3 separate regions of the Homo sapiens genome follow, and all the other regions are linked to region 1. The links are chromatin contacts, found by Hi-C or POLR2A ChIA-PET in ENCODE. All regions are on one chromosome and are shown on one strand. The core of a region is the stretch at or near the end of the contact, and the rest is flanking DNA. Distances in the headings are between cores, read along the strand shown. Region 1 holds the start of LNCRNA-IUR (lncRNA imatinib upregulated). Region 2 overlaps MAML2 (mastermind like transcriptional coactivator 2). Region 3 holds the start of PANX1 (pannexin 1).

Evidence for each region. A loop is a pair of places that touch in the nucleus more often than their neighbours do. ChIA-PET counts read pairs that join two places held with the same protein, here RNA polymerase II (POLR2A). Pooled maps may share reads with other maps.
Region 2: a loop to region 1 is called in a pooled map, with 5 times the contacts of the local background. The contact joins the enhancer-like site here to the promoter of LNCRNA-IUR in region 1. A Hi-C loop is called at or near these places in 1 of 168 maps with a recorded cell type or tissue (naive thymus-derived CD4-positive, alpha-beta T cell), 1 of 37 single-sample maps with no recorded cell type and 6 of 50 pooled maps.
Region 3: a loop to region 1 is called in a pooled map, with 4 times the contacts of the local background. The contact joins the promoter of PANX1 here to the promoter of LNCRNA-IUR in region 1. A Hi-C loop is called at or near these places in 5 of 50 pooled maps. POLR2A ChIA-PET finds 5 or more read pairs at or near these places in 2 of 52 experiments (Caco-2 and activated CD4-positive, alpha-beta T cell).

What each region holds. Positions count from the first base shown.
Region 1 is chr11:95,148,911-95,152,447 of GRCh38, reverse strand. It overlaps LNCRNA-IUR (lncRNA imatinib upregulated), which reads right to left and starts at 1,909. Exons shown (of 3, transcript NR_110303.1): 1 at 700-1,909. RefSeq lists a silencer at 680-789 and enhancers at 1,310-1,439, 1,040-1,581, 1,582-2,123.
Region 2 is chr11:96,265,916-96,269,452 of GRCh38, reverse strand. All of the region lies in intron 1 of MAML2 (mastermind like transcriptional coactivator 2), which reads left to right. Among named protein-coding and RNA genes, the nearest start is that of MIR1260B, 74 kb to the left of the region's middle. Within about 2 kb of position 1,657, at least 7 of the 41 ENCODE cell types and tissues checked have a DNase peak (open chromatin) inside an H3K27ac peak, as active enhancers do.
Region 3 is chr11:94,127,320-94,130,856 of GRCh38, reverse strand. PANX1 (pannexin 1) reads right to left here and starts at 2,016. Exons shown (of 5, transcript NM_015368.4): 1 at 1,364-2,016. The coding sequence starts at 1,544. RefSeq lists enhancers at 1,444-1,703, 2,024-2,083 and a silencer at 1,724-1,793.

The DNA of each region.
Region 1 (3,537 bases), core at 660-3,159:
AATTTTTTTTTTTTTTTTTTTTTAGTAGAGACGGGGTTTCACCGTGTTAGCCAGGATGGTCTCGATCTCCTGACCTCTTGATCCGCTCACCTTGGCCTCCCAAAGTGCTGGGATTACAGGCGTGAGCCACCGCGCCCGGCCTTTTATCCTACTTTCAAAAAACATACCCAGAGTCTGAGTGTTTCTCCTTACCTCCAGCGCCACTCCATGGCCCGAGCTCTGTTTCACCTGGTTCTCACCTGGATCGCGGCCTCCAATTTGCGCAGTGACCCCTACAGTCTATTCTCCAAACAGCAGCTGGCGTGGTCATTATGAAAAGCAATGTCCACCTGCTGCTCAAAAACCCACGAATGGCTCCCCATTTCTTTCCCATTAAAGCCAAAGTCTAAAACATTTACAAAGCGTTATATGATCAGTTCCTACCTGCTTTCCTTATGTTGGAGGCTGTGAAGCTCCTTAATATATAAACAGTTCTCAGGAGAAGGAATAAAAGCACAGCCACCTCCTCAGCAGAGCCAGTTTACACTCTGCTAGAGACAAGAGGAGCTGGGACCTTCTCCCCTAACCCTTACTGCATATGTGAGAGAAGCCAGACCTGCTGGATCGACTGGAAATGCCCAGTGCCTGAGACGGGGAGGAAAGAGAAGCCGTGGGGAGGAAAAGACTGTAAACCTAAAAGGCATTGAAGTCCCACCTCACCAGTTAGGCAGGGAGGAGAAAGAGGCCTAGGGCGCTCGGGAACTTGGAATAAGGTTGCCCTCTGCGGGTGAAACTGTGAAATATCTCACAGTGGAGGAGGGCGGAGACTGTTCGCAGAGGGGCCCGGCGAAAACGTCACCCTACTGGAGGTACGAACGCATCGCAGACTGGGGGCGCCCGAGCGCATCCCAGACGCGAGGGCAAAGGCCCAGGAGGACTGTGGGGCTCTCGGAAGTATCCGATCACCTTGCGAGGAGTCCGCCGGCTGTCCGAGCCTGATGTCACTGCAACTTCGATTCCTCCGACGCCCCTACTCTTACTTCCCAGTCTTCAGGCAACTTCTCCGCTTCGGCCTCCCCTAGGCCTTGGCCCCAGAGAGGGGACGCACTCCACAGGTGGATTCGCACGTGTGGGCCCTCGGCAGCACTTTCTCGTGCAAATTAACAGGTGGCCCTCATTGTGGAAGCACCGCCCAGCCTTTCCCGGGGAGGTCACCAGGGCGAGGCCGCTCAAGGTCTGCAGGCGCCCGGCGTTAGCGGGATCCTCCCCGCGCACTGGTCCGAGGAGGCCAGGAGAGGGCGAACCAGTCCCCGACCAGCGGCCCTTCCGGGGGTGGGCTCTGACCCCACCGAGCGGTTAGAGGGTCCAGGAGCTCCAAAGGGTAGGGCAGAATTGGGTAGATGAGGGTGCATTTTTCTGGGAGGAGTCTAAGGCGTCGCTGACTCTCAAAGGCCCGCATCCGGAGAAAGGGAAAGAGCCCCGTCCCGGGAGGAAGGACGAGAGGCTGGCCCGCGGGAAGGAGCCCTGGCAGTCCCTCCTGGCCTAGGTCTACCTCTTTGATCTCACCGTCCCCGTGGCGGCGAGTGCCACCAAAGATGAGAGAGGCCAGCAGGTATCGGGAGAGAGCTGAGGGGTCGGCGCCGGCGGGACCCCAGATTGGAGCCGCCGTCGTCGGACGGGCAGACCCTGCTGTAATAGCTCCCGGCCGGCCACGGTAGGCAGGTGGGGCCCACCGCGAGTCCTAGTGAAAAACACCTTCCTCTTGATTCTCTCAAAGGAACCCGAGCCCTGGGAAGGGACATCAAGGCGCTCCCGAGACTCCGGAGACGGCCAACAGCCCCAAAAGAGAGTACTCGGCTATCCAGCCGCCCTTATCCAAGCGGAGAATCTCTCTCCACCTCCGCCCTCCCGGGACTCAAAGTTGTTTGTGGAGCCTCCAGGTTTCCTTGTAGATGGGCACGATATGCACTGTGTGCGCGCGCGCGCACACACACACACACACACACACACACACACACACACACGTATATGTATTTTTCCAGTGGCCACTGCAGGATTGCCAGCTTTCGGAAATGAGCATCCGCTCTCTCTCTCGGGACTGGGCGTGGGGTTCACCGAAAGGAGAGGAAGAGACCTTGCGTTTGCGCTGGGCCTGCTCGATGCCAGGCCATTCTAGGCTTCTGTCTATCCTGGTTTCTGGTCTGTGCGTTGTGGGTAGCAGCATTGGCGTATTACGCCGGAGGGAGCAGGCTGAGCGAGGCTCCAGAAGGTGCGCAATAGCCGGAGAGGAAAGGGCGATGCTGTCACCTAGCCCCCTCCCTGAGACTCCATTCAGCCCAGAAAAAGGAGCTGCTTTCTCCCCCATCTACCCTAGGAGAAAATAAACGGTCGCTGGCATTTTCCTGCGTCTTTTAATTTTGCCAGAACTGTTTTGGGTTGGCTATTGTGGGCCAGGATGGAGGCCTTCTCCTCCCGGGAGCAAACCTGCCCACGCCCAGGCCGGCAGTGGAGTCAGCCTTGCCCCAGCCTGCCCTCCAGGGAAACAATGCCCCTTTGTCCCTCGCCCTCCCGGGGCTGATACAGCCCCTCCCCTTAGCTTAGGGCTCCCTCCCGTTAGAGCATTCCAATGATTGCCACAAGTCACACTTTTCTTTGAGGTCTCTGCCTGGGAAGAAAACAAAGCAGCCCTCCTAATCACACGGAGGGAGTGGAACTTTTCCTGCCCTCTGACTATGTGCCAGCCTTGGCTCCTCCCTGAAGCCCTGTCTAGAGGGCTTATTAGGTCACTTATGTTTTGTACCTCGTGTGAAGTCCCACAATCAGTAGATTATAGAGGGGAGCACAAACCCAGCAGTGTCTGACATAGAGAAATTACACATACATACATACACACATACATACATACATACACACACACACATACACACATACATATACATACATACATACATACATACACACACATACATACACACATACATACACACATACACATACATACATACATACATATATACATACATATATATAGTCTTTCCACCACCCAGGATTGAAAATTAATGCTGTTTTTGACATTGTCCGTTATCCACCCAAACCCTCCAAAAAGGCTGGCTGGCATTTGCTTGGCTCTAGTTCTACCTGCCCACCTTCTCCTTTGCCTAATCCTGAGTTTTCCCCTTCCCCACGTGTGTTCCCCTTGAGCACTTTTTTGCTAACTTCCTGCATGCTACTGTCATCTCAGAGACTGATTCCTGGGGAGCCCAACCTGTAACATGGAGCTCAGTGGAAAGCACATGGAATGTGGACTGAGACATGACTGTGTTCAAACCCTGGCTCTGTCGCTAAGTGGTTACTTGGTTTGGGGCAAGGCATTTAATCCCTCTAAAGTTCACTTTCATCTGGGGGGAAAAGATAACTGTGAGGATTAAGTGAGTTTATATATAGTGTATGAGTGCCTGGACCACTGAAGCAGTGCAGCAGATGTTAGCTCCTCCTTCAGTAATATTTATTGAACATGGCATCCCAAGTGTTACTAGAATTTATATTTCTACTTTATAA
Region 2 (3,537 bases), core at 408-2,907, 1.1 Mb before region 1:
ATGCCAAAGTGAGTGGAAGGAAACAGAAGGAAATAGCCTTGGTCCCTTCAGTAACAACCATGTTAATACCTTCTCAGGAACATAACATACAATAGCTATTTAGGCTGAATGGAGAGCTGAAGCATAAACCTACAATGATGATTCATGTGACTTTCTACCATAGAAATCTCACCAGATTCACAGAACCATAGACACTTTGGAAAAGAGCTAAGAGGAAACCTAGTTCAATCCCTTACCTGATGCAGTATGCCCACCATGAAGTCATCCGTCTTAATCATCTTCAATAACAGGCAACTTGAAATTTCTCAAAAGTCTGTGCATATTTGATTCCCTCTAGCAGTTCCAATAAAAATAACCAAGTCATTTCCATGGTATATGAATGAAGTGGATTATGATGCCAACATTATATTGTTTCATAACTTTCTGAGTATGTTTCTCAGTTTTAGAGATTTATTCTAATCCAAATATGCATTTATTCGAGCAATTTAGTGTTTGCTTGATGTATATACTGTATTAATCTCTTCTCTTGCTGCCAATAAAGACATACTTAAGACTGGGTAATTTATAAAGGAAAGAGTTTTAATTGACTCACAGTTCTGCATAGTGAGGGAGGCCTTACAGTTATGGCAGAAGGCAAATGAGGAGCAAAGTCACATCTTACATGGCGGCAGACAACAGATCGTGTGCAGGGGAACTCCCCTTTATAAAACCATCAGATCTCGTGAGACTTATTAACTATCACGAGAACAGCATGGGAAAGACTCACCCCTATGATTCAATTACCTCCCACTGGGTCCCTCCCATGACAGATAGGAATTAGGGGAACTACAATTCAAGATGCAATTTGGGTGGGGACACAGCCAAACCATATCATATACCAATTTTCCTTGTAAGTAGGGTTTTTGATTTTTCAAATGTTTGTTCCTTGGAAGCCACATAGGTAGGAAAAATATTTACTTACTTTTTTGCTTTGAGACAGGGTCTCCCTCTCTCACCAGGCTGGAGTGGTGTGATCATAACTCACTGTAACCTCAAACTCCTGGGCTCAAGCCATCCTCTCACTTCAGCCTCTGGAGTAGCTAGGACTACAGGAGTACACCACCATACCTGGCTAATTTTGAAATTTTTATTTTATTTTTTGTCAAGACCAGGGTCTTGCTATGTTGCCCAGGCTGCTCTCGAACTCCTGGACTCAAGTGACTCTCCCTCCTCAGCCTTCCAAAGTGCTGGGATTACAGGTATGAGTCAGTGCACCCAGCCTACTTTTTAAGATGTATGCTTAAAGATGCTATGGTAGAAAGGGAAATACAAAGTTAAATAAAGATATCCAAATACCATTATAGCATCAAACTTCATAATAAAATGAAATCATAGAGAGCAGAGATGGCATCCTTCTGGTTCTGAATGTATGTACCTGTCAACAAAAGAAAGCCATCTCCATGTTTCCAGAGTCATGATGAAATCACATTTCAAATTGTTTCAACAGGTGCCTTATGTCAAATGCCTCTTCCTATAAAAGAAACTGCTGAGTTGTTCTAAACAGTGCATGAAAATAGCAAGTGGGCTGAGTGAGCAATCACAGTGAGGTCCTGAGAGGTGTAAAAAACCCCAGATTCAGATTCAGCTTCCTCCAGAGAGTGGGGTTACCTCCCACCATGCTTGAGGGACAGCCCTCCCATAATTAGACTCTACTCACAGTCTCAGCCTGAAGTGTGACTAGCTGAAACTAGTGACTGGAGGAATTGAGCCCCTGTAGGGAGGTCAGAACAGGTAGCACTTTCCTTCTCTTGCTCCCTGCCAATGGTTACCCCTACATAGAATTTTTATTCCTACCTCTGGGCAGCACCAGCCCGTTAATAATGAACCTAGAATGTGAAGTGAAAATCAGCACCATGTGCGGTAAGCATTAGGTAATTACATTTCACTTGTTTAATTAAGTTTCACTTTCTGGTTGCCTTGAGGGAACTGTAGGAAAGGATTTTGATTTTGTTTTTGTTTTTGTTTTTCCTGATGCTTTTTTTCTTTTTTCCCCTAGCTAGAAGCTGAATAATTCCACACAGTGTTGAAATGGATATGCTGTGTTTGTGTTGGCCGAATTAAGCATCTATAATCATGTATTTCCTCTCTTTTGTCTATTTGTGTCACAGTCTTAATATGTGGGATAGAAATTTTGTTTAGTGGAGACATAATTTTTTGATTGTCTTAGGGCTTATTTAAACCAGCTCATCTCCATTATAATGTGTTTCTGTACTTTACTCATCAGCTTGGCACTGACTCCACTATTGTTTTCTTCAAATACTGTGTATTTTCCCTGAAAGTCCAAGTAGCTGACAATTTTGCTACCTCTGCAAGGAAATCTGCTTTATTTTCTCCTAGGTTTTACACATATATAAAACTATACATTAGGGACATACTGTTCCTCAGCAGGCTACATGGCCTTTCATTCACTCTCTTAAAAATATCTGTGGACCTATTATGTGAAATAATGTATGATTTGCTCAATGGGAGATTTACTTCTCAATAACGTTATGTTTTATTAAGCCTCACGTATTTCTAAATTTATATACCTTGAATAATAATTCCATCACAGAAGGGGCTCATTATTAACCACATTTCCATGTGTGATATTCACCGAGGCATGTCCCTGGAAACATACCTAACCACATAAGAGTAAAAGCCTGTCATAGCACAGGAAGCCTAGAATAAGTACATCCTACCATTTAAGCACCTAGGTCTTAATATGTCAGTTCATAATTAGATTCTACCTTTGTGGTCAGTATTTGAAATTGAGATATAGTTAATCAGTTAGAGAGGTAGTCAATTTCACTTTGTCAGTGAAGCTCAGAATCGCACCAATATGTTGTTTTTCTTTTTTTTTTTTTGAGACGGAGTCTCACTCTGTTGCCCAGGGTGGAGTGCAGTGGTGCCATCTCGGCTCACTGCAAGCTCCGCCTCCTGGGTTCATGTCATTCTCCTGCCTCAGCCTCCCGAGTAGCTGGGACTACAGGTGCCCACCACCACGCCCAGCTAATTTTTTTGTATTTTTAGTAGAGATGGGGTTTTACCGTGTTAGCCAGGATGGTCTCAATCTCCTGACCTCGTGATCTGTCCACCTCGACCTCCCGAAGTGCTGGGATTACAGGTGTGAGCCACCACGCCTGGCCAATATGTTGTTTTTCAAAGACTGCCGTCCTCATACAGACCAGCTTGGTACTGACAGAGGAGGTGAAATGGGAAAAGTTCCTTTGTCCCCCTCGCAGGGTGTACGATGGGGAAGTGGCTCGTTTCTTCAGTGCCCTGCTGCTCAGGCCTCTAAGGGAGCATACATACGGGCAGGCTGTGGGGCTCCAACACCAGGGCAGTGTCTAGGGGTGAATGTTTACAGCTTTTGAAGCCCCAGTAGGCATGTGTTACAGGGTGCTCTTTTAGTGTAGCCATCCAAAGGCAGCTTGTGTTAACTAGCTTAATTACACCCTCTACCTTGTGGCAAAGACAGAGGGCTTTCTGTATCCTGGGGTGCTTGCTTTGGTGTAGTGG
Region 3 (3,537 bases), core at 767-3,266, 1.0 Mb after region 1:
TTCTTTCCTAATCAACTATTCCCTCAACTTCACAATTCCCATCACCACCAACACCACACTCCACTCACCCAGACATACAACCTCCGCAGCACGTTTGACCAGTACTGCCGTTCATGGCCTATTAAATACTAGGTACTCAAGTGCTGCTTATTTACTCCTTGATCGCACAGCAATCACCCACCCATTTTCTTCCACTCTTCACACCCTCTGTGCACAAGACCTCAGCCGATGCCTTGCTCTCTGGCACCCAGCCCTCCAGGCCCCATCCTCTCACCTTCTTCCCAGACCCTAAATGCCACCATCATTCAACCAGTCTGTCCTCTGCTCAAACAATAACTTCACAGTTCTGAAACCATCAGCCTACACTCTTCTGTTCCAGGCTGACCCAGGCCCATATTCACTCTCAGACTCCAGGAACTCTGACTTATCCTCCTGCCTTGGCTAGGAGAGTCACTGTGTCTCTCTTTCCAGGAACATATAACATTCTCTGCCATCTCAAAACCTTAACAAAGGTCTTACTCCTTCTTGTCCAAATCCCACCCACCCTCTGACAAAAGTTTTCCCAAAGTCCAGCCGCACTGGGTCCTCTCTCTTCCCCTGCCACAGAACTGTATTTAACCCTCCTGCGCTACCTTCCTGTTGGTTCATAAACACTCTCTCCTGTGTGGAGAGTCAGAACAGCTGATGAGGAAGGTAAGGCACGTAGCCACGTGATCCTGCCCAAACCACCAGACTTTCCAATCTCACACAACTGTTATGAAGCTCAAATGATAATTTACAGGAAGGGGACTTGTTCATCTCACATTTGTAAGACCGTCCAAGTTGAGGATCCCTCTAATGCCTGCCAAGTGCAGATATTTCCTATCATTCACAACCCTAGAGAGCTAAGATCTCAGCAAATACCAATTATATGTAAGACACTGAAAGAACACACTTCTCATGGAGCACCGGTCTTCACATCCTCCATGTAGCCACTCAGGAACTTCTCTGGTGTAAAATTTTAGGCGGCTGGACAAATATGTAGGAGACAGGGGTGAAAAACGGGGACACAGCTATTCTTGGCAAATCTGGTGGCAAGGTGCCAGTTCTAAGGGTGGAACATAAACTATAAGCCACAGTCCGATCAGAGGGGCATGAGGAACAAAAGAACTGAGGAGTAGGGATGCGAGCAGAGTAGACCAGGGTACCAATGAAACACCTGGGCAAAGAACGCTTTGGACCATAAAACTGGGGCCACTGCCCTTCCTGACGCTCACGACCATCACAGCTGGGCGTACCCAGACTCGGGCCTGTGAGCCGTAAAATCGCAGCTCACCGGGCCAGACCGGGGCGGCCACTCCCCTCCGTCCTGGGCGAGGCTTACCAATCGAGATCTCCTGCGCGAAGGCCAGCGAGATGAGCAGCAGGGGCAGCCCCACCGCAATGCACGTGACCATCTTGTCCACAGCCAGCTCCAGTCGCAGCCCCTTGAACTTGGGCTCCGTGGGCTCCTTCAGCAAGAAATCCGAGAACACGTACTCCGTGGCCAGTTGAGCGATGGCCATGGCTGCGGCGCGCCAGGCTCGACCAGGAGGTCCGGGTACAGCCGGCGTCGGGAAAGCTGCGCGGCGCCTTCACCCAGTCACCGGCCGGGCGCGCGGCTTTCGCTTTCCCTTTGCCTGCTCCCGCATCCCGCCTGCCTTTGTGTCTCGGTGCCTCAGGCTCCCAGCGACTCCGCTGGGCTCTCGCGCTCGCTGCCTCCGCCGCCGGCGGGGCGGGGCGGGGCGGGAACCCGAGAGCTCCGCTTCCTGCGGTTCCACCCCGCACGCCCGTGCAAGTCCCCGGGCCGCGCGCGGCACTCGGATTCGCGCCTCTCCCGCGCACCCCCAGGCGCGGGAACCACGCGCGGAACAAAGCGCTTCCCTCTGGCCCTGCCCCTCCGCGCCGCCCTGGCTGCCGAAGCGGCCGCCGGGATAGCCCTGCGCTCACAGCCAGCTGCGCCGCGCTCTTCCGGAACCATGCGGGGAAACCAAGTACCCAGGGGCGTGGAGCTTCCGGAAGACGCGGTGACGCGGGGCGGGGTGGGCGCGGCTGCATTCCGCGCCCCTCGGGCCACTCTCTGACAAAGGGATTTTCCCACTGAGCGGCACCTTTGGAAATTCTCCCGTCCCTCCCTGCCGGATTCTCCTCACGTCCTGGCACCCGGGAGTTTTAAAATCATTTCTGCAAGCGACTCTTTCTGTGGATGGGATGGCCCCCTTTACGCCCCACCCCCAACATTTCCAACACGGTGAAATCGGGTTAGAAGGAGCTGCAAAAGCTTCAAAGAACAGTCAGTGCCATAAAAGGCCAATCGAGCGGTGTAGACCGACGGTGCCTTGCAGAGGGAGCGCTGGACCCTTCCAGGAGCTCCGCGTGAGAGGGTGGCGCGGAAACGGTAGTGAGTGTGGAGTTTCGAGGCCTGAGTAGCGCTGCTGGTCCCGTTTCTCTTTCCTCTGCCATCCCAATCAGAGCCTTGTTCCGGGAGCCAGCAGAGAGAGGGGGGCCTGCAGGTAGGTGGGTGTTGGGGCTGCAGAGAGCTGCTTCTGAACAGCTCATAGGAAGTGGATGATGGAAAGACAGGAGGAAATACTCTGACCAGTGTCCACGGAAATTAAGGCTGTTGAAGTAGAAATAATTTGATTTATTGGAAGCTAAATGTGAGGATCCACCCAAGAAGACTTACCAGCAAAGTTGGGCATGTTTCAAAATTTGTTACACGTTGGAAGGGTTTTAGAAGAAAGTTTAGGAAAAGGGAGGAGGACCCCTTATATCAGAGGTGGGATTTTTTTCATCGGAGGGTATGGTACACAGGTTACAGTCACTGGCTGCAGATGACAACATACAGGCTAAAATGTTTTGTGCACAAGAAAATCAAAGTTTATATGATTCAGAAACAAGTCAGTGTTCTTTTCAATGTCAGTATTTTACATACTAATCAGTACATCAGCAGTTTGAGGAACTGACAAAAGGATTTGAAGGACTCACAGTAAGATTTTTTACTCAGGGACAGGATCTAAGCCATGAATCATAAGACCTTTCTTAGATGGCTTAGTTTGGAAGCCCTGTCAAATGTGACATGTAGGTTATCACCAGTAACATTTGAAGCAGGCAGGACCTGCAAACATGAGGGCTCCTTGGGGCAGGGCTTGGCTCCCTTCTCTGTGGGTCCACAGATACAAGCCTCAACTCCCACATGTACCTCTCCACCCCAGCCTGGCCGCTAAACACACATCCAAGAGCGTATACAGCTCTCTCCGCGTAGATGGCTCATAGGGCTTCAAACTCATAACGGCCAGGACTTCAGTCTTCATCTTCCCCTTAAACCTGAACTCCATCTTCCCCATCTTACTAAATGTACCACCAGCCACCTGTGCACCCAAGTCGGAATCCTGGAGCACCATCTTCAACACTCCATTTCTCACAGCTGCCATAACCAATTTTCAAATTCTCTTGCTTCTCTCTCCTAAATATAGCAAATCTGACACCCCTCCACCTGCACTGCCAATACCCAATTCA